Linked DNA regions of Homo sapiens: regions 1, 2, 4, 5 and 6 are each linked to region 3. A link is a loop called in an ENCODE intact Hi-C map of the cell type or tissue named here. Cell type or tissue: heart left ventricle. All regions are shown on one strand. Region 1 has its middle 83 kb from the start of MIR7706. Region 2 has its middle 49 kb from the start of MIR7706. Region 3 overlaps AKAP13 (A-kinase anchoring protein 13). Region 4 overlaps AKAP13 (A-kinase anchoring protein 13). Region 5 overlaps LOC105370952 (a long non-coding RNA gene). Region 6 overlaps AKAP13 (A-kinase anchoring protein 13).

Region 1 (4,000 bases), 210 kb after region 3:
AGTGGACTGCACTGTCCAGGCTTTCTTCCTAGCTGGCTTTTGGGGTTCAGCCAGTGGGAGGCTCTGTGGGAAGATGGGAGGGTGGGATTCAGCAGAGGTCAGGGTAGCTCTTTCCAGCTCTCTTCCTGCTTTGGCATGCTATATCTAACTGTAGCTGCATCCTAGGTACAACTCTTACTCACTGGGCTCTGATAAGTGTTTCCTTCCCTTGTCTCAATAGGCCCTGGAAGCGGGGAGGGTAGTAATAGCTTCTCACCATTGCTAGTCTCTAGGTGTCCTACCATACCTTGTTTGTTACCTTATCCAGTCCAGAAACTCTGTGAATAGTCCCTTCATTAAAGCCTTTTCATTTTAACCATCTGGGATGACACAAGAAACACTGTGAAAGGTAAAAATTGCTTTTGTTTGTTTGTTTGTTTGTTTCAGAACTCCTTTGCTGTGGATAAGAAGATTGACTAGGTGACTTGCTCCAAGTTCAAAGCCTGTTTGCATAAAACAACAACGACTTGTCTTTGTTCTGTTTGGTTATTTTGAGACAGGGTCTTGCTCTGTCATTCAGGTTGGAGGGCAGTGGTGCAATCATGGCTCACTGTAGCCTTGACCTCCTGGGGTCAGATGATTCTCCCCCCTCAGCCGCCTGAGTAGCTGGGACCACAGGTGCATGCTATCACGCCCAGCTAGTATTTTTAAATGATTTTTGTAGAGATGGGATCTCCCTATGCTGCCCAGGCTGGTCTTGAACTCCTGAGCCCAAGCAATCCTCCTGCCTTGGCCTTCCAAAGTGCTGAGGTTACAGGCGTGAGCCACCGCACCTGGTCACAACTTGATTTGAGAGCGTATGGTTGACAACATCTTGATGAAAAGGGATATGGCTGGCCAGGCATGGTGGCTCACACCTGTAATCCCAGCACATTGGAAGGCCAAGGTGGGCAGATCATGAGGTCAGGAGTTCAAGACCAACCTGGCCAACATGGCGAAACCCCATCTCTACTAAAAATTGAAAAATTAGCTGGGTGTGGTGGGGGGTGGCTGTAGTCCCAGCTACTCAGGAGGTTGAGGCAGGAGAATCGCTTGAACCCGGGAGGTGGAGGATGCAGTGAGCCGAGATAGTGCCACTGCAGTCCAGCCTGGGTGACAGAGAGAGAATCCATCTCAAAAAAAAAAAAAAAAAAAGGGATATGGCTGATACACACAGAAAGATCTACTCTCCTAAGACCTTGTGCCCCAAGAATTTTATGACTTCTTGGATGGTATCAATTGTGTTTTATGATTGATTTATTCATTTACTTGATAAGTTTTGATCGAGTGCGGCTCTGTACCAAGAACTGTGTCAAGAAATGGGGATACATTGTTGTGCGAGAGGAAGTCCTCATGTGCCAGGAATTTACAGTAGACAGGGGAAGATACGCAAACTCATTACGAAGAAATACGGTAAATGCGAGGGGAATGGAAGCAGAGGGTGCTCTGGAGTACTCAGGAGGATTATTCAGCCCAGCCTTATACTGTCAGGGATAGTTTCCCAAAAGAAAGGATATCTAACCTGAGAGCAGAAGAATAAATACTAGTTAGCCAAGTTAAGGAGGATGGGTAGATGGGAGGGAGTGAGTTTTAGTTTTAAGGCATTCTAGGTAGAGAGAAAAGCAATTTGGGCAAATCTGGTAGGGGATAAAAATCATTTGGGAAACTGAAAGTCAGCCTCTTGAGTTGATTGCAGGAGGAGAGGGTGAGATAAGTTAGGAGAAGAAAAACAGGGATCGGATCACAAAAAGCCTTTTAAGTAAGATTAAGGGCAGGGGTATTATTATGAGGTCAATACAAAGCCATTAGATCTTTTGAGTAGGTGGTATACAGTGTAATCGCATTTGCATTTTTAAAACATTATCTTGTCTATGCGGTGAGAATAAACTGGAGGTGGATAAGAGCAGAGGCAGCTCCCTTAGGAGGTTGTTGCTGTATCCTAGGCCAGAGATCATGAGTTGGACTTGAGGCTGGGGCTGGAGAGAAGCGGCCAGAGAAGAACATATGGCTAAAACAGGCAACCTGAAAACATTCAGGAAATTATTGTCATTAGAGGACAGCCCGGCAAAATGCAAATTGTTCTGTCCTTATTTGATCTCAGCTGGACTATGAATTCTGTGGGGACAGGGACTATTTTGTATTCATCCCCGTTTCCAGTACTACGGAAGTACTCAGGAAATGAATGTTCTTCCTAAGTGAGTCTCAGTGACATGGTGTTTGGATAGAGTGGTAACCCTCACGCCTTTGCTGACCCACCTTTATTAGGGAAGTTCAGCAGCGATTGTGAAGTCGACGTGTAGCGCTACCGCGGCAGGGACATTAAGGTGCAGAAGCTTTACCCAGTGCACAGTGCACACTGAAATACCCAGGCTGGTTTTTCCTGACTCAGTTCTCTTCTGCCATCTGCTGGGACAGTCTTTCATAGCACATCAAAGCAAGATCACCAAGGAAGACAGGCCTGAAAGCTTTGTGGGAGCCACAGTGGACAATGACTTGGATAAGTTTACGATTTAGTCAGAGATGCAAGAATCACATCCAAACCACTGTCCATTTGAAGCTAATCTTCAGTATTTATTTCCCAAAGACTAAATGTCTTTTTTATAAGAATGAGTTCATGTCCTTTGCAGGGACGTGGATGAAGCTGGAAACCATCATCCTCAGCAAACTAAGACAGGAACAGAAAACCAGACACTGTGTGTTCTCACTCATAAGCGGGAGTTGAACAATGAGAACACATGGACACAGGGAGGAAAACATCACACACGGGCCTGTTGGGGGGTAGGGGGCAAGAGGAGGGAGAGCATTAGGACAAATACCTAATGTATACGGGAATTAAAACCAAGATGACAGGTTGATAGGTGCAGCAAACCACCATAGCACAAGGATACTTTTTTTTTTTTTTTTTTTTTTTCTGATACAGAGTCTCGCTCTGTCTCCCAGGCTCTGGAGTGCAGTGGCGCAAACTCGGCTCACTGCAAGCTCCGCCTCCCGGGTTCACGCCATTCTCCTGCCTCAGCCTTCCGAGTAGCTGGGACTACAGGTGCCCGCCACCACGCCCGGCTAATTTCTTTTTGTATTTTTAGTAGAGACGAGGTTTCACCGTGTTAGCCAGGATGGTCTCGATCTCCTGACCTCGTGATCCACCCGCCTCGGCCTCCCAAAGTGCTGGGATTACAGGCGTGAGCCACCGCGCCCGGCCGCACATGGATACTTATGTAACAAACATGCAGGTTCTGCACATGTATCCCAGAACTTAAAAAAAAAAAAGTCTTTTTTTTTTTTTGAGATAAAGTCTTGCCTTGTCACCCAGGCTCCAGGCTGGGGTGCAGTGGCATGAACATGGCTCAGTGTAGCCTAGCCTCCTCCTGGGTTCGAGAAATCCTCCCACCTCAGCCTCCCAAAGTGCTGAGATTTCAGGCGTGAGCCGTCATGCCGGCCCATGCAGACTATCTTAAATGTCTGTATTCTCCTTTGAGTTTTTGCAACAACTTTACGATAGCCATATATTATAACATTTTTTAAACAAGGAAACAGAAACACAGACATTTAAATGAAAAGCTAACTTTGAACAAAAAATAAGTAGCCCGAGCCAGGACTGAAGCTTCCTTGACTCCTGGTTCCATACTTTTGTCACAATGTCTCAACGTCTCCAACACACTAAGGGAGAGTTCCAACAGGCCGAGACAGGCTGCTGATCTGCAGCAGGGAGAGGGCAGGCCTAATGTGAAGGCTGACAAGGCCGGTGGCTCCCTGATGTTCAGCACAGAGATGCAGAATGTTGGCATGGAGTGGGGTGGGGGAGAGCAACAGAAACAATTCTCCACGTTCTATGTTTCCCCCAAGATATGTCAAGGTGATGTTTCCGAGGGAAACATTTTTTTTAAGTATATGAAAACTAATAGAACTTGAACTTTTGGTGGGTGTTGTCAAATAAAATAGACCCTACTATTTTTGTTAACGCGTGTGGTTAAGACTAAGAAAC
Region 2 (4,000 bases), 170 kb after region 3:
AGATGTGGGCTCCTGGCTCTGGCATGTGCATGATGATGCTGGTACAAGGTTATTCACTGCAACATTGTTTATAGTAGCAAAAGACGGGAAACAACCCTATGTCCACCAACAGAAGACTGCTCCATTAAATTACGGTATGTCCATGCAATGGAATATTGTGCAGCTGCAAAATGAAAAGAATGAGGAAGCTCTTTATGTGCTGGTAATGAAAAGATCTCAAGATATTTTGTTGATCTCAAGCTCTTTATGTGCTGAAAGAAAAAAAAGCAAGGCATGGAACGGTATGCACGGTATGCCATGTTTTGTGTAAAAATGGAGAAAAATAAGACTTTGTACTCTATTAACTGGAATATGCATAAAGAAATGCTAAAAGTGGCCGGGCGCGGTGGCTCATGCCTGTAATCCCAGCACTTTGGGAGGCCGAGGCGGGCGGATCACGACGTCGGGAGATCGAGACCATCCTGGCTAACACGGTGAAACCCCGTCTCTACTAAAAGTACAAAAAATTAGCCAGGCGTGGTGGCACGTGCCTGTAGTCCCAGCTACTTGGGAGGCTGAGGCAGAAGAATGGCGTGAACCCAGGAGGTGGAGCTTGCAGTGAGCTGAGATAGTGCCACTACTCTCCAGCCTGGGCGACAGAGAGAGACTCTGTCTCAAACAAACAAACAAAAAAGAAATCCTAAAAGTATACAAGGAACAAATGGTGGTTACCTGTGTTTGTGGCAAGGAGACAGATGGGGGAAACTGACAATCCGGGGGTCAGCAGACAGGAGACTTTGTATTGTATACCTTTCTACAGTTTTGATTTTTTTTTTTTTTTGAGCCAGAGTCATGCTCTGTCACCCAGGCTGGAATGCAGTGGCATGATCTTGGTTCACTGCAACCTCTACCTCCTGGGCTCAAAAGATTCTCCTACCTCAGCCTCCCCAGTAGCTGGGATTATAGGCACATGCCACCACGCCGGGCTGATTTTTGTATTTTTAATGGAGATGGGGTTTCACCATGTCGGTCACGCTGGTCTCAAACTCCTGACCTCAGGTGATCTGCCCACCTTGGCCTGCCAAAGTGCTGGGATTACAGGCATGAGCCCCCGCGCCTGGCCCCCTTTCTACGGTTTTGATTTTTGAATCATATGACTATATTACCTGATTACAAGCCAAATCAAACAAACAAGCATCATAGCTCTGTCATTGTTACCAGCTGACCCTGGCAAGTTACTTAACCTCTTCCAGTCCTACTTTCCACATTAGAGAAATGGGGATATTTATATTTGCCCCACCGGGCTGTGAGGTCACTGAACATCACTAACAATGGAACGTAGAAAGCACTAAACACAGAGCGGGGCGGGGTAGGGGGAATGGGTGCTCCCAAAGGGTGGGTCATACCCCTTCCCTATAGCAATGCCAGCATCTCTCAGGTGTTGTGTGTGATTGTCATGTGTTGGCTCACATTTCTCAAGAAGCACTTCAGGAGCCACTTTCTGCTGCTTGCCTTGTTGTGAATCTGTCCGAGTCCTCACCCCAGTTAAAAATGTCCAGTGACCTTAAGAGTTCAAGCACCTCTGAACACTCCTCTGGTAGGTGGGGCAAGCCTCTAGAAACTTCTGCTTCACTTTTCTGCTTGATTGATTTCTCCCCACTCAGCTCCCCCTGCAGAGTCAACTCCCACTCACCCTCCCGGGGAGCAGTCCCCGCCTCAGGTACCTCACTGTGACAGAAGCCGGCTCACTGAACACTGAACATTTGGACAGTATTTGGGTCCATTCTGTCTCCATCTCGCTCGATTGCCCTCTCTCTGAATCGGTTCTCTGGGCTTCAGAATCCTAGTGAAGTCAGAGGACAGTTGCCTCTCATCAGAGAACCAAAACCTTCTGCCCCCAGGCAGTGTCCCTTAGGAGGCCACTTGGCACATCCAGCTCTCCCTTGGTAACTTAGAGGCCCCGGGGTGCTCTAACTTCCAGGCTGGCATGTGATCTCCTGCAGGCCTGTGTAGAGAGCCCTCAGCGGGGCGGGAGGATGTGAGGAAAGAACAGAGTGTTCCAGGCAGAACAAAGCCAGCTGCAAATTTGCTCAGGCCCTTTCGTTTCTTCCTTGAAGGGACCAAGTGCAGCCTCTAGCGGCTGCTTCCGGACATGGTCATGGGAGTCAGACCTGTGGGACTTGTGGGACTTGTTCACCTTAAACTGGGCCACAGCTCCGGAGCCTGAGGAGGCAGCAGGACTTGCTGACATGGTTCTTTGAAAACCTTCACCAGGCAGAGTTGTGGTCTGTTCCGCAGGCCAGTGCATGAGTCAGACTGAACCTGTACCCCACGCAGCTCAGGTCCAGGGTTCAGGACCAGGCTGATTTCTGCAGTGAGCTCAGCTTCCTAACCCACAAGGGCGTGCAGAACTCCCCCTTGCTCCTTCCTGTAGCTGCGCCCTCGGCCCTACCCTCCTCCCCAGCAGATCTGTTCCCCACCTCGATTGTCATGGGCTGTCTGCAGCGATGGCAGGGGTTTGCAGCTGTTAGTGGCTGCTTTCCTTGAAGTTCTTCTTTGCACAGATCCTGAGACTTGATATTTGTTGAATGAACAACATCAATCCAATTTGAGTAGGTTGAAAGCAGACCTGAAGTTGAACCGGACCCATTCGCCTTAACTTATTTTCTAGGTTATTTAAAAACGTATATCAACTCCTCTTACAAATTTTGGTATTGTGGAATGCTATGTTGGAAATACTAATCAAATAGATCTCTCTTCTTTCATGGAACACCAGTATAAATTCTCTGTTCCCTAATGAAAACAAACAAACCCCCCAAACAAAAGCACCAAACACTTGAGCTCTCATAGGGTACATGAAACTATTTCAGGGGTTAGGCACGGCATTTCCTCTAACTCAAGGTGAATCCCTTTAGGGCACTCAAAGGGCTGCAGCACAGCATTTACTTTTTTCCACATATTCCTTCAAATTTCTGTTTTCTGTATTACCAGCTACCATCCACAGAGAGTCATAAATCCCCTGGAGGAGTCGTATGTGATCCCACGTGATTAACTTTGCATCTGTTTTGCAGCTGTTCACTCTGCAGTTTTATTTTGCCTTTTGGAAACCTCAGAGCAGTGCTTCTCAAATGTTAACGTGCATACGATGAATCACGTGGGCATCTTGTTAAAATGCAGAGTTTTGAGTCGAGGGTCTGGGGAGGGCTGAGATTGTGCACTTCTAAGGAGATGCCAGGTGGTGCTAATTCTGCTGCACTGGACACCACACTTAGAGTGGCGAGGTCACTAAATAATAGGAGCAAAAGGATCGTGAGAACACCGACATCAGTGAGAAGGAGGCTGGCTGCAGAGACCATGGTAGGAGGAGTTTTCCTTGGTGATTCTGCTCTTCTCTCCGCGCCCTTTCACTTTCCCTTTCCTTGTAAATATCCTTTACTGTGGTCTTTCTTTGATTAAAGAGAAACTGTGTGAGCAGAGCCAAAGGCCACGTTCATCTATGGGTAGCATCTATGCTTCTTCAGGTCGTCTGGGCTGGAAGAAAACAAAAAAGTTCTGCAGCCAGAGATAACTGAAACCAGTGAGACTTCTGCAGCTCGTGTGTGCGCACCCAGAAACAGACCCAAAGCCAGCAGTTTCAGTTCCCTCAACTTAATTTTACTAATGTGATAGAGAGGCAGCAAACATCTGCAAGGAACCAGAAATCCTTCCTTTACGTGTGCTGTAATCTAAAACAGTTTCTCAACCGTGGTGCCGCTGACATCTTGGGCTGCCTAACAGTTTGCTGACCAGGAGGCCGAGTGTCCTGTGCACTGCAGGCTGTTTGGCAGCATCCCTGGACTCTACCCACAAGATGCCAGCAGCACTCCCAAGCTATGACAACCCAAAATACCTCCAGACATTGCCAGATGTCAACTTGAGGGGCAAAATTGCCCCCTGGTTGAGAATTACTGGTGTAGGATAGATAAGGTAGAATCTGTCAGTTCTACAGAATGTCTACCTTCCCCATAGGGAAAGAAAGTTT
Region 3 (4,000 bases):
ATATAACAGGTGCTATAAATAGAAACATTTCAAAAGTGCTATGGCCTAACAGAAGATAAAGAAAGAGAAGGAAGAAAATTTGCCAGAGGAGACTACAAAGGCTACCCAGAGAAAGTAAAATTTATGAATTTCAAAAGCCATGTAAGAGCTGACTAGGAAGACAAGAGATAAAGTCACTCCAAGGAGGGGAGAGTATGTACGAAGGCACAGAACTGAACAAACACGGTGTATTCAAGGACTAACGGACCATGGCTTCAGCATAGGGAACATGGGCATAAAGCAGTGCCAAGGATCAGCCTTTATATTCTAGACCAAGGGGGCCCATGAAACGATTAATAACATCATCTGTCCCATGTGCTTTCTGTACATGGTTGGTGAAGGTCAGGCAAGACGATCATAAACAACTGTTTTATATAACACTAATAACCATTGGTCTTCATATGTCCCCTTAGCAGTGAGGTCATCCCTGACCATCCTCAATGAAGTATGAGCTCTCCTACCCTAACTCTCCTTATCTATCTTGCCCTGCTTTATTTTTTCCATAGCATCATTTACTTTCTGACACGTATTTATTCATGTATGTCTATTTAATACATTATATATTATACCTATATGTATATATAAAATTCTAAAAGCATGTATTTATGTATTTATCTGAGTTCCCCTTTCCTCCCAACTGTTACGTAAGCTTCCTGAGAGGTGGGACCATATTTGTTTTATTCAATGCTACATCATTGCCTAAAGGTATGTCTCGTTGTTCTAGGTGCTCAATAAATGTTGGCCAAATGAATGCACGAATTCCTTTCTGGTCTCTCTTTCTGTAAACAATCTTTCTTTTTTTGTTGTTTTTGAGATGGAGTCCCGCTCTGTTGCCCAGGCTGGAGTGCAGTGGCACAATCTCAGCTCACTGCAACCTCCACTTCATGGGTTCAAGCAATTCTCCTGCCTCAGTCTTCCCAGTGGCTGGGATTACAGGTGCCCGGCTAATTTTTCTGTATTAGTAGAGACGGAGTTTCACCATGTTGGCCAGACTGGTCTTGAACTCCTGACCTCAAGTGATCCGCCCACCTCCTCGGTCTCCCAAAGTCCTGGGATTATAGGCATGAGCCACCACGCCCGGCCTGACAATCTTTCTACAATTCATCTTAAATACTTAAGATGACTGGATGAGAAATTAATTAAAAGATCTAGAGTCTAATGGTCTGGGTATGCCAAATTTTTAGCTCAGTTGCCCTTAAGAAGTCACTTAAAATATAACTAAAATTCAAAAAGACTAATGACAAGAAGAGCACCTAACAGCTTCACCCTTATTTATTTAACCTAGGGGCTTTTCCTATATCTGTCTCAGCAGGAAAATACTAAGATAGTATCCACATCCCTCAAAATAAAACGCATTCTTGAAACTAGCCAACAAAGCCATTTTTATAAATCTTTCTTTAAAAGACACCTCAAAGTATCTCATGCAACACGAATAGAAATCCACCAAGAAATTTATCGACTTTTACATAAAGTCATTCCAGATAAAGACTTAGGTTGACTTCACTGTTAGAAAATATTAAAGAATTTTATTTGGCATTTAAGGTTACTTTTTATTTAAACTAGGCTAATCTTTTGCCCAATAAAGATACTGGCCAATGAAATCCCTATAACCTGTCTTCTTTTTTAATCAGGTTGTGTGTATTCTCCTGCCAAAACCATACCCCTTTCTCAATGCCAACACAAAACTATTATTTTAAATACTACTACCAGTCATAGCCCAAATTCATACTGTCTTCCAGCTTCATAATTTTGCAACACTAAGATACAGGATAATTCTTAAAGATGTCCAGGCACCACCTATTTGGTCCATTAAAACAAAGCCAGCAGATGGCGCTCAATAAATCTACTCAAGTTCTGTGTCTATGGAGTAGTTTTAGAGATTGTTCTAACAGGGATTTCAGACAGAAAAGAAATTAAAACTACTCAAGTTTGGATATAATTTAATGTATGGTCCCTTTAATGAGAAGTATTCCTTAAAAGGAAGAGAGTGTTGAAAAATTGTAAGAGTGTAAGTTCTTCTTGTTTCAATGTACAATTCTCCCTCTCAAGTCTATTTTTGTCCAGCAAAGCTAAATTGTTCAGATGGTGCTGGCTTTCAAACACATGTGCGCACACACACACAGAGAGTGAGAGCAAAAGAGAGGGAGAGAGAGAGAGATGGGAGAGAGGGGGAGAGGGGGAGAGGGTGCGAGGGAGAGCAAGAGCGAGAGAGCAAGAGAGAGAGAGCGAGAAAGAGCAAGCGAGAGTGTCTCTACCTCTGAAAAATGTTTCACAACTCTCTGGAAGTGGTAGAATTATTAATTAGGTCAATACTTAAAGAGACATTCTCTCTTTTGCTAACAAAACCATATATTTGGCTAAAATGCAGACATGTAAGGATTTTTTTTTTTTTTTTTTTTTGGAGACAGGGTGTTGGGCCCTGTCACCCAGGCTGGAGTACAGTGGTGCGACCATGGCTCACTGCAGCTTCGATCTTCCAGGCTTGAGCAACCCTCCTGTCTCAGCCTCCCAAATAGCTGGGACTATAAATGCACGCCACCATGCCTGGCTAATTTTTTCTTTTTTTTTTTTTTTTTTTTTTTTTTTTTTTTGTAAAGACAGGGTCTCACCACATCGCATAGGCTGGTCCTGAACTCCTGGGCTTAAGCTATCCTCCCACTTCAGCCTCCCAAAGTGCTGGGATTACCAGCACGAGCCACTGCGCCCAGCCTGTATTAATTCTCCATAAAAATTTAATGAAAGAGTTAGAAGTGATTAGCTAAAATCAATCTCTCTGGCTCCTCATTCCTCGCTCCTTCCCCTCTCCTCTCTCCTCTCCCAGAGAGCAGATGGTTGAAGATTATACTCGGCTACTTTGTTGCTGATTGAAAAGGTGACATTCTGTCATTAAAATCTGAAGATCTGACTTCTGCTCTCACCTATATCTTACAGTTATTCACCTAGCTTTCTTGGTTATTTATTATCCTCAGTTCTCTTGTTTTTCTCCAAAGTCATCAATTAAGTTGGGACTCCAGGCTTCTAAGCTGGCCTCCACACACTGGGAAGCACAGAGTCTCCAAAATACAATCTGATCAAGCTACTCTCCTGATAAAGCCCTATGCCTGAGCATGTCCCTTCAACACACAGCACACAAAGCCCCCAACAAACCTAGCCCTCACTGACCCCTCCAGCATCATCTCCCTCACAGAGCCTCTCCTCAAACACTTTGCTACAAGTATACCAAGCCCCTGAGAATTCATGAACACATGTTCAAGGCTCACTCTTCCTACCTGTCTCACTACTCGGCCATGCTGCTCCCTTTATCTGTCACACTGATGATTAGAGCGAGAGAGTAAAGCATGAAATACAATGCCTTTCTTTTCTAAGTAGAAACCTGGGCCCCTTCCTCAGATGAAGGGCCTCCTTTACCTGATCTAATACATACTATGCCTCACCCACTGCAGGCAGATCAAGGTGCCCTCTGATTCCATGAGTCCATCAGGTTTGCACAATCGTCATCTCTGCACCAGCAATGCCTAAGTCACGGAGCCCAGCAGGTCAAGTTGAATCACCTCTGGTCACACATCATTCCTAACCCAGGGTACAACATGCTGAGACCATGGAAAAGAGACATTCAAAGTTGGGAAGTGGGACACTGTCAACTACAAGATTAAGAAGGGAAGGTACCAATACAGAATGGACAGCATTGCTTTGGGGGCTATAGTACCAGAGGAAGACCACAGGCTTTGAAATCACGTGACTTAGAATACCAGCTTCCCTTGTTACCAGCTGTGTATTTAAAACTGCTGATTCTTTTAGGAGCTACCTCAAATTCCCTGTAAGAACTCCTAGATTGTAAACTCTAAGAGGATGGAAATTATTATAATCCCATATCTGAAATGCATGAAATAATGGCTCTTGTATCAAATGCTTACTATGTGCCAGGAGTGTCTTAAATGTCTTACACAAATTAAGGTTGCCA
Region 4 (4,000 bases), 200 kb before region 3:
GCTCTGCATGTATGTATGTACTAGTATGACCCTAGTCCCTTCTTGACAGGCCTCCGTTTCCTCATCTATAAAATTAAAAAGGAGGAATCACATTTTCCCCCAGGTTCCCTCTGCTGTGATTCTATCAGATGGGTAAGTGAGTTTCAGGCTGCTGGACCCACAGCAAGAAGCATAACAAAGTGGTCGAGGCAAACGGCTTTATTTATTTTCTAGTAAGCCAAAACATGTTTCTGCCCATCCTCACGAGCACTATTCTTACTCAGGGTGTATGGTGCACCTCCCCTCCTCTGCCACAGAGATGCCCAGGACTTGCAGCTGGCATGCTCCTTTCTGGTTTCTTCCTCTCCCATTAGTTGATCCATCATATCCTTCCCATGCACAGACTTGAAAGCCCACCCCACTCAAACCCTTTCTCTTCACAAATCCCCACTCAGCTAAAGTCTTTCAAATACATCATCTTTAAGTCCATTTCTCTTTCCCTTCTACAGAAAAAGTATAAAAAGACTATGAAAAGGCAAAGTCAATGATTAGTAGATCTATGTTTTTCAGCGTGCTGAATCCTCAATATATAATGCTGAAGAGAATAAAGCAAATTACAAAAAGAGGTACTGTATGGTAGTATTTATGTAGGTTAAAAACAAAAACAAATTATATGTTGTTTATGTATGAAAATAAATTATAAAACACAGACTACGAATGCACTGAATTCATGACAGTCCTTGTCCTTGGGGAGGAAGGAAGATGCATGGGGCAGGGAAACAAAGGGGAATCTGAACTTAACCATAATGGTTTCTTAAAAAGTGAAACAATCTGAAGCCGTCTGACAGAATGTTACTATGTGTTCATTCTGAATCATGGACACATATGTGATAAATTACCTATGTATAATACTTTGTATTAACATTTTTCAAAATTAAAAAAAATTTTTAATTTTTAAAAAATCATCACACTCTAATGTCGTTCAAAGTTCCTTGGATTTGCTTATAAACATTTCCATATCCTTTTGCATAATCCATTTATCGCATCTTGTGATAACTTAAAGATAAGATTTTATTGTCTTATAATCCAGTTAAAAAAGTATATTTTTTTTCTTTTGTTTTATTGAAAATCTATAATATTTTAGGCACCTAAGGGCAACACAGGAGGTGGCAGATTTGCTGGAGAACCAGCTACTAATTCTGATCTGCAAAAGTGACCAAGAACACTATGGGCAGAATTTGTTTCCAAGTTCTGTTCTTTCTGTTCCTTTCTTCCCAACCAGTTCCAACACCCTACAGAGATTTAAGCAATGATGATTTTTAAGGGAGTGGCACTATCACGTAAAAAGGTTTCAGCAATATTCAAACTCTCAGGCCAGTGTTTGAGTGTCTGAGATGAACATAGAAGCAGAAAAAAATCATTTAAAATGTGCTTCTAGTAAAGAACTTTTCACATAAATTCACTTTTAATTAATTGAAACATGTCCCCAAACCCACAACCCAGCTGGAAGTTTAACACGCTCTATATTATGGTCATGAGTTTTCTCTTAGTGATAGTTTGCATGGACATCTCCTTAACATGCTGAAGTACCTACTTGAAAAACACTCAACTTGTTTCCAAGTTGTCCTGGACTCAATTCACAGTGACAGTTTTAGAGCTGTGCGTGGGTGATTTAGAAACTTCAGCCCCACTGACATCAGCCAAAGTCATGAGACTAAAATCTTACTCTCTGTTTGGGAAAACAGAAAATTACCAAGAACACAAGAATTGAAGACAAATCTAATACATTTTTAAGCTCTCTGCCACAAACCATACCATGTTGTTATGAAGATCAGAAAATAATTATCTGGCCTTTTATTTATTTATTTGATAGATTTCCTAATAGCAGTAGGCAATATGCTTTCATTTTTTAAAATTCTTCAAAAAGGTCTCAGCACAGTGGTTTATGGGAACAGAGCTGATCCCTAATCGGATTCCTCTGTACCTAAAACAAACAGTCCAGCCTTCAACTTCTTTCTTTGCTACAAGGAGGCATCAAACCAAAGAAAATGAAGTTAAACCCACATGACTGGAAACTATCATCTATCTATTGCTGTATCTTTTTTTTAACCCATGCCACCAACCACCACAGATCTTTGGCGAATGGTTATATACTATGTGTTTTTTATCTTTCGGAAGAAAAATAAAACAAACCATTAGCGAGGCTAACTTAAGAAAATCAACTTTATACAATGATAAGAGGAGTGGCCATGCCAAACTGAAATGAAATGACAGAATATCAAAGGACTGCCTACACAGAAACGAGCCACCTTTGGGAGCTGAGTCATATGCAGCCAAGGCTCTGACAAAAAAGGTCTTCCAGTACTTCAGTTCATTGATCATCACTTGGGAATAGGCTGAAGACTTCTGACTGTTCTGCCTACAGATGTGAGCAGCAAAATCTAACTGGGAAAAATGACCTGATTCTTCTCCAGGACACAAGTTGAGGAATTACCTTTAAGGATAGAAATGCACAACTTTCTCCTATCATTTCAACTCTAACCAAGAAAATGAAAATAAAACAAAAAACAGTTAAATATGAGCAAATTTAGAAATGCATGCTACAAAATTCTTTCTGCAACTTTAAACTTCTTGTTTAAAATCTTTAACAGAGACCCTGTCTCTCAAAAAAAAATTATTAAATATATGTGTGTGTATATATATATATATATATTTTTTTTTTTTGAGATGGAGTCTTGCTCTGTCACCCAAGCTGGAGTGCAGTGGTACGATCTTGGCTCACTGCAACCTCTGCCTCCTGGGTTCAGGTGATTCTGCTGTCTCAGCCTCCTGAGTAGCTGGGATTACCGGTCCATGCCACTACGCCTGACTAATTTTTTGTATTTTTAGTGGAGATGGTATTTCGCCATGTTGGCCAGGCTGGTCTCAAACTCCTAACCTCAGGTGATCCACCCGCCTCAGCCTTCCAAAGTGCTGGGATCACAGGCGTGAGCCACGGCACCTGGCCAATAAATAAAATCTTTGGGGGATTTGAGACATCGCCCTATCTGGACTAAGAGTGCTTATATGCAAAAGGCATGTGAGATGTTCTTGGTAGCTGGTGTAATAACCACAGTGCTGATGTACAGAACAAGAAGAAAGCCACAAAAAAGAGCCAAATCATCTCAGCTGAAGTAGCCCCAGCAGCAGTTTTCGTAACAACACTGGTAAACAAAAATGAAATAAAATGAAAGTATTCTGCTTAAAAAAGAATTGCCTTTATTGCTTAGGGTCTTTTTTTACCTTCCTTTTCCCTAAGTAATAAACTTCCTTCCTTTAATCAACTATATGTATTTTATTCTCTCATATAAGCAATGAACTATAAATGCCAGAAAACTGTCTAGAGGGCAACTTTTCTGATGAAATCAGAAGTAAAATCTAACCATCACACACATTCTAAATTCTTATGTTTCCTACTTAGATTGCAGCTGGTTTACTTGTTTATTTTTTATGTAAAAGAAACAACCTACCACAAAAGTACTGAAATGCTGCTAGCACAACAGAAAATAAATCAGCAATAATCTCAGTATCATTTTACATCTGTTTAAAGCAAGCAAAACAGAACCACTGGCAAGACCCCAAAACCTGAACATAACAAATTCCTTATTCTGAAAGACCCCACTAAGTCACTAAGCTTTTCAAAGAACAAATTATTTGTGGCAGCTGGAAAGAACAGCTGACTATTCAAGGACAGCTTTACATAATAGAGAAATAAGAGTTGAAAAGACATTCCTCTATTAACCCTGTTAAAGTCACCTAATCCTAAAGCAAGAGTAGCGTTTTGGCTGAGATAAAAAGTCCCAGTTTCTTGTATAAACCATCATAACATATCATCATGATGGACTATATGGCTGATCTTTCTAACCACAAGTCAAAGGTGACTATGCAGTGCTGAGGGTATGAAGCTCTATCCAGGGGTCAGCCAAACAGGGTTACACTTAACCACAATGGGAAGCCACTGTCTCCTAAGAGCACAAAGGTT
Region 5 (4,000 bases), 340 kb before region 3:
CTGATTTTTTAAGAGGAGGGACAGTGTTCTGTGACCCATCTATCTCCAGATAGCTCAGATGGTGAACTAATTCAGCCAACCCCCTATCTCCTAACTAATACCCACACTGAAACAACTCAATAATAAAAACACGAATAGCTCCATTAGAAAATGGACAAAGCAGGCCAAGCGCAGTGGCTCACACCTGTAATTCCAGCACTTTGGGAGGCCTAGGTGAGTAGATCACTCGAAGCCAGGAGTTCAAGACCAGCCTGGCCAACATGGTGAAACTCCGTCTCTACTAAAAATACAAAAATTAGCCGGGCAAGGTTGCACATGTCTGTAATCCCAGCTACTTGGGAGGCTGAGGCAGGAGAATTGCTTGAACCTGGGAAGCGGGGGTTGCAATGAGCTGAGATTGTGCCACTGCACTCCAGCCTGGGCAACAGAGTGAGACCCTGTCTCAAAAAAAAAAAAAAAGGAGAAAAAGAAAGAAAGAAAAGAAAATGGACAAAGCTGCTGGGCACTGTGGCTCACGCCTGTAATCCCAGCACTTTGGAGGCCAAGGTGGGTGAATCACTTGAGGCCACGAGTTTGAGACCAGCCTGGCCAACATAGTGAAACCCCATCTTTACTAAAAATAAAAAATTATTATAAAAATTAGCTGGGCGTGGTGGTTCGCGCCTGTGGTCCCAGCTACAAGGGAGGCTGAGGCAGGAGAATCGTTTGAACCCGGGAGGTAGAGGTTGCAGTGAGCCGAGATCCCGCCACTGCACTCCAGCCTGGGGCAACAGAGCGAGACTCCGTCTCAAAAAAAAATTTTTTTTTAGTAAAAGAAAAAGAAAATAAAACCTACTTCAAAGGGTTTTAAGAACACCATGTGAAAAAAGAATTCTACTATAACAAAATAAATATTAGCAATCTCTTCAATTTGTTTCTTTAAAAGCTGAAGGCTGATATTTAGGGGGAAGTGTTCTAATGTCTGCAATTTACTTTTTGAAATGCATCTGAAAAATAAGATGGGGCCAGGCACGGTGGTTCACAACCGTAATCCCAGCATTTTGGGAGGCCGAGGCGGGCGGATCACGAGGTCAGGAGATAGAGACCAACCTGGCTAACACGGTGAAACCCTGTCTCTACTAAAATACAAAAAATTAGCCAGGCGTGGTGGTGGGCGCCTGTAGTCCCAGCTACTCGGGAGGCTGAGGCAGGAGAATGGCGTGAACCCAGGAGGCGGAGCTTGCAGTGAGCCCAGATCACGCCACTGCATTCCAGCCTGGGCGACAGAGCAAGACTCCGTCTCAAAAAAAAAAAAAAAAATTAAAAAGAGAACAAGAAAAAGAAAAAATAAGATAGTTTGAAGGATGGAAAGAGGGATGAATAGATGGACAGATATGCAATGAAACCAATAGAGTAAAATGTGAATAACAGAATCTAGCTGATAGATAAATGTGTGTCCACTGTAAAAGCATTTGAACTTTTAAGTACTAAAGTTTTTCAGAATAAAATTTTGAGGAAAATGGGGAGAGGTGCCACTTGCATTTTACAAAATATGAACATGCTTCTCCCCTCCCCCGCTTAGTTAGACGCGCGCTCCTTTCTGGTCTGATTGCGTTAGCAAGTCACCTTGCAGCCCTGCCCAGCGATTCGGTCCGGTGGGTGCCCAGGATAACACGCGCCAGCCTTCGCCGCTTGCGAAATGTTCAGGGCTCTTGCCGCCAGAGGGCGCGCCCGCGGAGCGCTGAGCGCCAGGGCGCCAGGGGCTGGGTGGCCCGCGCCGGGAAGTGACAGACTCCGGAGCGGACTTTGCCCGGGGGTGGGTCCCAGGCCAGCTGCTACTGCAAGTACCTGCAGAAAACAGCTCTTCGAACCGGACAGTGCGAGAGTCAGCGCCTGCTGCCTGGCCGGGCAGAGATTCTGATGAAGAAGAGAGAGGAAACTGAGTGTGCTGAGGCAGTGTCAGACAATGCTAAATGCTTTCCTAGCACTTATTTCACGTTTTAGTTATAAATCAGCCTGAAAATAGAACGGTAGTGGAAGTGCGAAGGACATGCATTTCATTCCCGGCAGAGGCTGCCCAATCAGGACTCCTGGTCCTCTGAAGACAAAGCAGCTTTTTTGGGGTAGGGAGCGGGGGCGGGATAGCATGCTTCCCCCGCCCTTTCCCCCATGAGCAAAGGGGCTCAGAGTAGCTGTGTCCCCTGAGCTGAGGTGGCAGCTCCTGTGGGTGCCCTGGGACCTCACTCAGCATCTTCAAAGAGCCTGTGCACCCTGCTCCTTCCAGCTTCTTCGTGGAGGGCTGGAGAAGTTGTGAACCTTTGTCAAAAGACAGAAGCACAAACTTAAAGATCTAATTGGCTTTTATTTGCAATTCTAGAAGTGAGCAACACCTCATCCTATAAAATGAGCTGAGCACAGGAGGTTGGCTTTGCAGGCAGAGAAGAGCGGCAGAAAGCAGAAACAGAACAAAACACGGACTGATCATGTCAAAGTTACTTTCCCTACAGGGTTAAAGCAGAGGGGACTTCCTTATTACTTAGGTTGATGCAGATTAAATGGAATGTTTTAGGGGAACTGGCCCATTTCAAAGTTCAGTTTGATGACACTGCACTTAGCACAACTGACTCCATTCTGGTGTCTGGCCTGCTGGGGCCTAGTGCAGGAGACTAGTTCCATAACAACAGCCTCCCATAAATGATGTTTCACACCTCAAACCCTTCCTCACCTCCAGTCATCCCAATGCTCCCACTGACCCAAGTATTTTCTCAGACTATTTGGTTCCCCAGCCACCAGAGAATCAGGCATAAATCATAAGTCACTCTGTATTTTAAGACCATAATCATGCTGGGTGCAGTGGCTCATACCTATAATTCCAGCACTTTGGGAGACCAAGGCAGGTGGATCACCTGAGGTCAGGAGTTCGAGACCAGCCTGTCCAACATGGTGAAACCCCGTCTCTACTAATAATACAAAAATTAGCTGGGCGTCGTGGCAGGCACCTATAATCCCAGCTACTCAGGAGGCTGAGGCAGGAGAATCGCTTGAACTGGGAGGCAGGGGTTGTAGTGAGCCGAGATCATGCCACTGCACTCCACCTGGGAGTCACAGCGAGACTTTGTCTCAAAAAAAAAAAAAAAAAGAGAGAGAACCAGATATCAAGAGTACTTATAAACCCTATAATTCAATTTATATAAAACTGTAGAAAAAATAATCATGACAGAAGAAGATGAATGCTTGCCTTGGGCCATTGGCTGGGGTGTCAAATGGAATGGGGCACAAGAGAACTCTGGGGGGCAATGGAAATGTTTGTTCTGTATTTTCATTGTGGTAGCGGTCACATGTATGTAAAAACTTGTTAACATTCAATGAAAAGTTTGCTTGAAAAAAAAAAAACCTGCCTTCCATTACTCTAATCTTCATATCTGGGGTGTTCTTCCTATTGCGATTGTGTGAACAAAATCAATTGCTCTACTTGTTCAGTTTTTCCAGGTTTCTCTACTCCATGTTCCAGAAGCTACCAACTGGGAGTGTGCAGACTGACGCACAATCGTTTCCTGGCAACTCCCCAGTAGAAGCTAAGGTGTATCTGCTTCCTGCTAGGATCCTGACCCGGGACGAGGGCCCACCTCTCTGCCTGCCTCCTTTAAGGGACGCCTCCTGCTCCACAAGTTTCTGTCCTCCCTCTGAGGGAGCCCTGGAATGTGCTCCATCTACACTACTAGGGCCACGTGGACTATCCTAGGAGTTGGGAGGGCAGGGTGCAGCTGGGGAGGGAATGCTCGCAGAGAATGGGGTTGGGGTGGCTTTGGCAAAGAATGCACTTGGGGTCTGTAAAGAGGTCAGAGAAGAGCAGGGCCACCTTTGCTCATATCAGATGCTGCTTGGCCACCCACACCTGACCCTAGCTCTAAAAGCCAGTGTGTGGAGGGTCTGATTCTGTAAACTGGATGAAAGAGCAGGGAGGATTGAATGAAGAAGATACAGGAGGAGCACAGGCTACCTGGGCAGGGGGCATTTCACT
Region 6 (4,000 bases), 75 kb before region 3:
AACATCCTGCAAGGCTCCCCGTGGCTTCCTCAGGAGTACTGCCCATTGGTAGGCTCTCCCCAGGTGGGAAAGTACTCACTTTTTCTGTAAAAGCACTCTCTAGTCCTTTAGTGAGAGGACCCAACTCAGGGCTGGACAGTGACATGTGACAGGCCTCCCCCTCAGTAAGCAGTGCTCCAGCGGCCTTGACTTGTTCGATGACAGCATCCACTATACGGCTGGCAGCCTCCTCTATCAAGTCTGCCCCCTTAGGCAGAGGTGCGTCCTGGGCAGAGACCATGCAAGGTAGAGAGGGAGTGCTCCTTTCCCTGCCTGAAGGCGGGGCTCGCATGACTTCCCTCACACCAGCTGGGGCCCCATCATCATGGGCTGAGAGCTCCATGTCTGTGGGGAGCTCCTTGGCAACAGGCTGCAGTAGGACAGGATGTGCTTCATCGTCTATTTGGGCTTCCTCAGCGTCACCCATGGTACAGCTGTGGTCTGCTCCCTCCAGCTTCCCTTTCTCCCAATCAAGAGGTATCATCTCTGGGGTTCCAACTCCCTGTGGGTCAGTCACAGCTTTGTCCTGTAGAGCCACTGGCAAACCTAGAACGGCATTCTTCTCTTGGCTCAACAAGACGTTTGGAATCAGGATGTCTTGGGTGTTGTGTGATATATTCTCTCTTCTGGGCTCAGCCATACCTTGTAGAGCATTAACCCCTGTAACATCCACCGTCACATCTCCACTCACCTCACAGGCACTAGTTTTTCCCTGGGATTGAGTGTTCTTCACTCCAACATCCAGAGGAGAAGGCTGACTGCAGTTAAGAGCATCGGACCCATCAGACCCATCTGGCAACAGACATGGCAACAGAGCGGAGCTGTTGTGCTCTGCCCCCAAGGCTTCCTGCCTTGACTCTGTGGCCAGACTTGCTCCTGGTGGCACCAGGCTCTGGGCAGCCCCACCTTGAGTCAGCAGTGAGACTTGTGGGGCCACTTCCTTGTTATGTTCAGTTTCTGCCTTAAGAAAGGCAGAGGATGCACCCGGTGAATTACTTAGCTGAAGTGCTTTGTCCTTGGCACAGTCAGCTGAGATTGATTTTTCATGAAATTGTTGAGTATCTTGTCCAGGAGGTGGTGTTCTCTGCTCTTCCTGCAAAGTTCCTGAAGAGAGAGCATTTTCCTTAATAGAGGAACAGGTCACCGCTTTATCCTTATCTTGTTCCTGAGCTGCAGAGCTTTCTGAAACCACCAGAAGTTTTCCTTCTTCAGTCAAAACTGAATCTAAAGCCAAAGTGGCCTTACCCACACTTTGCAGGGAAGAGTCAGTGTTCCCCTTGATATTCAGAGCTTCTGGGATTGCTGGAGGGGCGGGACCCTCATGCTCTCCACCAAGTCCTGTGAGACTGGTATTCCCCATCCCGTGCTGAAGCTCTGCAGCAGTGGAGGATGTGGACAGGCCTACTGCCCTGTCTTCTAGTGGCCGCGTATCAGGCTCATTCGAATTTCCATCTGGGCCATCTCTATAATCTGTAGCTGTATGTAGTTCAGGAGTTGCTGTTCCCTTTTCTTTCTGGGAGGGGACAAAAGAAAGTGCGTCATCCTTGGTTACTGATTCACTGCCTGGACTGTTTGCCAGAGAGAAAGTACTGTCTGATATTACTGCCTGGTCTGGCACCAGTTCTTTCTCCATTTTAGGGACAACTGGATGTGGATGTGAAACCACCTCAAGCATATTTGTTAAAGGTTTATCTAGTTTCACATCTTTTCGTTGGCCTTTGTTATCCACCACTTTGAAAGGACAAAAATCCGCACGTTCCTGGGTATCCCTTACAGGGTCAGAGGTGACTGTATGAGCCTGTGGGTCTTCACAGTGGGAGGCATCGGGTGGATCTTGTGAGCTGGGTTGCCTTGCTGTGGTGCTTTCGGACTCGCTAACTATGTTATCACACAGTTTTGCAACCAAATCGCCACTAGAAGTCACTGTGTTCTGTTGACATGCAGAGTCTGCACAAAGTTTATCGTCTCCAGTTGTAGAACAAATGGGTGAGGATTTGCCCTTTTGGCTTTGAGCATGAGATGAATTTGTTTCTGAGTTCTGGTGTGGCATTACATCTTCTTCCAGCCCAAGAAGGGCTAAATCTGAGGGTGACATTGCCTCACCTATGCCTGCTGCTAAGAGAGTATAAGGTTCTAATCCATCTGAAATCTTGTCTTTTGCAGCAGCTGGAATCACCACAGAATTCTGATCTACTGGAGCATCAGCACTCTCCTCACGACTTCGTGAAGTTTCCGTTTCTGCTGTTTTTTCAGTGGAGGTTTCTTCATTACTAAATGCAAGTGAAGACTCAGCAGGTTTGTTACCATCCAGGGAACTGGCAGCAGGGGCACAGTTTGGAACACTGATTTTATCCACAGGCTTACTTGTGACGTGCACGTCAGAGGCTCCAGCTGTGCCAATATTAGAGTTCTCAAATCTTTCCTTTGTACTTTCCCCTCCCTGAAGCACATTCTTCCAAACAGTGGCATCTGGGTTCATGAGCCCATGTTCCATTTCCCCTGCAGTGTCTGGGGTACTGACATTTGTTGTTGAAATGCCTCCCAGTTCACCTCCAGAGGAATACTGGGCTGTGCCTGGCTCCATGACCAAGTCTCTCTGAAGCACAGCATCTCCACTGCTCAGGGACTCCTGGTCTGTGGGCATTCCAGAAGATTTTGTTCCAGTTTCTTCATTTCTGTTTCCACAGGACGAAAGGCCTTCCGTGCCCTTTACTCCACAATCAGGCAAGCTCTGAAGGCAGCTGTCTTGATCAGATACAGTTCCAGAGTCCACAATAGGTGCTGGCTCCACCTCTTCCCCTTTTCTTTCCACGCCTTTATTTTTCTTCCTACAGGAACGGTCTGTATTCTCCTCCTCAACTATGCTTGACAAATCACAGGGACTTTCAGTCTGTGCAACAGGGCTCCCTGGGCAGCACTGAGTGCTCTCAGTCTCTTCAGAAGAAGAAAGTCGCTGAGGGTCCGTGGGCTCCGGTGCACAGGGAAGAAACTGGCCATCTGTCTCTGGGGCACTGGAAGGATCCTGTGCTGTCATCATTAAGGGCATAAGACTGTCCATCTGCTTGAGGTTTGTTTTCTAGGAGGAAATGAAATACACTTTTAAAAAACTGCCTGTAGGAGAAGATGTCACTGACACCTCTGAGCAAAAATTCTGTTGGACAGAACTCACTTCTATTCTAGCTCTTCTAAGGTCACATGATAAGCGAATCTAAAAGAATACAAATAAATTTCCTCTTATTTCTGATATTACTTTCCTTTCATATCTGCCTATATACTGGGATGTTCAAAATAGATTAGGATATATGAAATATCTATTTTCTAAATTTTGAACTTATTTTAGGAAGTAGATGAAAACTGAGTCTCGCCGGGCATGGTGGCTCATGCCTGTAATCCCAGCACTTTGGGAGGCTGAGGCAGGCAGATCACCTGAGGTCAGGAGTTCGAGACCAGCCTCAACATGGAGAAACCCTGTCTCTACTAAAAATACAAAATTAGCTGGGCGTAGTGGTGCATGCCTGTAATCTCAGCTACTTGGGAGGCTGAGGCAGGAGAATTGCTTGTACCCGGGAGGCGGAGGTTGCAGTGAGCCGAGACAGCACCACTGCACTCCAGCCTGGGCAATAAGAGCAAAACTCCGTCTTAAAAAAAATAAAAATAAAAGAGTCTCAAAAACCTGATTTTTAAAAAGCTCAGTGAATATCTTCAATTGAGCTGCTAACATTAAGGTGGGCTCTCTCATTCTGAGGCCAGGCTGAAGTGCAGTGGTGTGATCACAGCTCACCGCAGCCTTGAACTCCTGGGCTCAAGTGACCCTGCCGCCTCAGCCTCTTCAGTAGCTAGGACTACAGGTGTGCACCATTGCACCTGACTAATTGTTTTATTTTTTGTAGAGACGGGGTCTCACTATGTTGCCCAGGCTGTTCTCCAACACCTGAGCCTATGGGATCCTCCTACCTTGGTC

Evidence for each region. Peaks named below come from ENCODE experiments on the same cell type or tissue, not always from the same donor. Only the 100,000 strongest peaks of a DNase experiment are listed, where the experiment ranks them.
Region 1: a loop joins it to region 3, with 4 times the contacts of the local background. A loop is called at or near these places in 46 of 110 quality-filtered maps.
Region 2: it touches region 3 in a loop (3-fold over the local background); 44 of 110 quality-filtered maps call a loop at or near these places.
Region 4: a loop joins it to region 3, with 2.0 times the contacts of the local background. A loop is called at or near these places in 10 of 110 quality-filtered maps.
Region 5: a loop joins it to region 3, with 3 times the contacts of the local background. A loop is called at or near these places in 6 of 110 quality-filtered maps.
Region 6: it touches region 3 in a loop (2.7-fold over the local background); 27 of 110 quality-filtered maps call a loop at or near these places.

Annotation. Positions count from the first base shown.
Region 1 is chr15:85,295,165-85,299,164 of GRCh38, reverse strand. No RefSeq gene overlaps it. Among named protein-coding and RNA genes, the nearest start is that of MIR7706, 83 kb to the left of the region's middle. In heart left ventricle, a CTCF peak has its summit at 2,414 (motif pointing left); a DNase peak (open chromatin) is centred at 2,318; H3K4me3 peaks cover 437 bases.
Region 2 is chr15:85,329,414-85,333,413 of GRCh38, reverse strand. No RefSeq gene overlaps it. Among named protein-coding and RNA genes, the nearest start is that of MIR7706, 49 kb to the left of the region's middle. RefSeq lists enhancers at 1,715-2,024, 2,115-2,194, 2,877-3,046, 3,248-3,577, 3,638-3,827. In heart left ventricle, a CTCF peak has its summit at 2,124; DNase peaks (open chromatin) are centred at 2,043 and 3,743; H3K4me3 peaks cover 1,813 bases; H3K27ac peaks cover 4,000 bases.
Region 3 is chr15:85,503,134-85,507,133 of GRCh38, reverse strand. The region is part of intron 2 of AKAP13 (A-kinase anchoring protein 13); the gene reads right to left. Among named protein-coding and RNA genes, the nearest start is that of AKAP13, 120 kb to the right of the region's middle. In heart left ventricle, a CTCF peak has its summit at 1,853 (motif pointing right); no DNase peak of the experiment used is centred here; H3K27ac peaks cover 2,618 bases.
Region 4 is chr15:85,702,546-85,706,545 of GRCh38, reverse strand. The region is part of intron 17 of AKAP13 (A-kinase anchoring protein 13); the gene reads right to left. Among named protein-coding and RNA genes, the nearest start is that of LINC02883, 54 kb to the left of the region's middle. RefSeq lists a silencer at 1,565-1,694. In heart left ventricle, no CTCF peak of the experiment used is centred here; no DNase peak of the experiment used is centred here; H3K27ac peaks cover 4,000 bases.
Region 5 is chr15:85,838,439-85,842,438 of GRCh38, reverse strand. LOC105370952 (a long non-coding RNA gene) reads right to left here. Exons shown (of 3, transcript XR_932580.2): 3 at 1,375-1,896. Among named protein-coding and RNA genes, the nearest start is that of MIR548AP, 15 kb to the right of the region's middle. RefSeq lists a silencer at 1,545-1,804. In heart left ventricle, CTCF peaks have their summits at 1,506 and 1,707 (motif pointing right); a DNase peak (open chromatin) is centred at 1,718; H3K4me3 peaks cover 625 bases.
Region 6 is chr15:85,578,045-85,582,044 of GRCh38, reverse strand. AKAP13 (A-kinase anchoring protein 13) reads right to left here. Exons shown (of 37, transcript NM_007200.5): 7 at 1-3,115. Among named protein-coding and RNA genes, the nearest start is that of LINC02883, 180 kb to the left of the region's middle. RefSeq lists a silencer at 373-667 and an enhancer at 1,470-1,609. In heart left ventricle, a CTCF peak has its summit at 1,969 (motif pointing right); DNase peaks (open chromatin) are centred at 344, 924, 2,394 and 2,959; H3K4me3 peaks cover 1,838 bases; H3K27ac peaks cover 4,000 bases.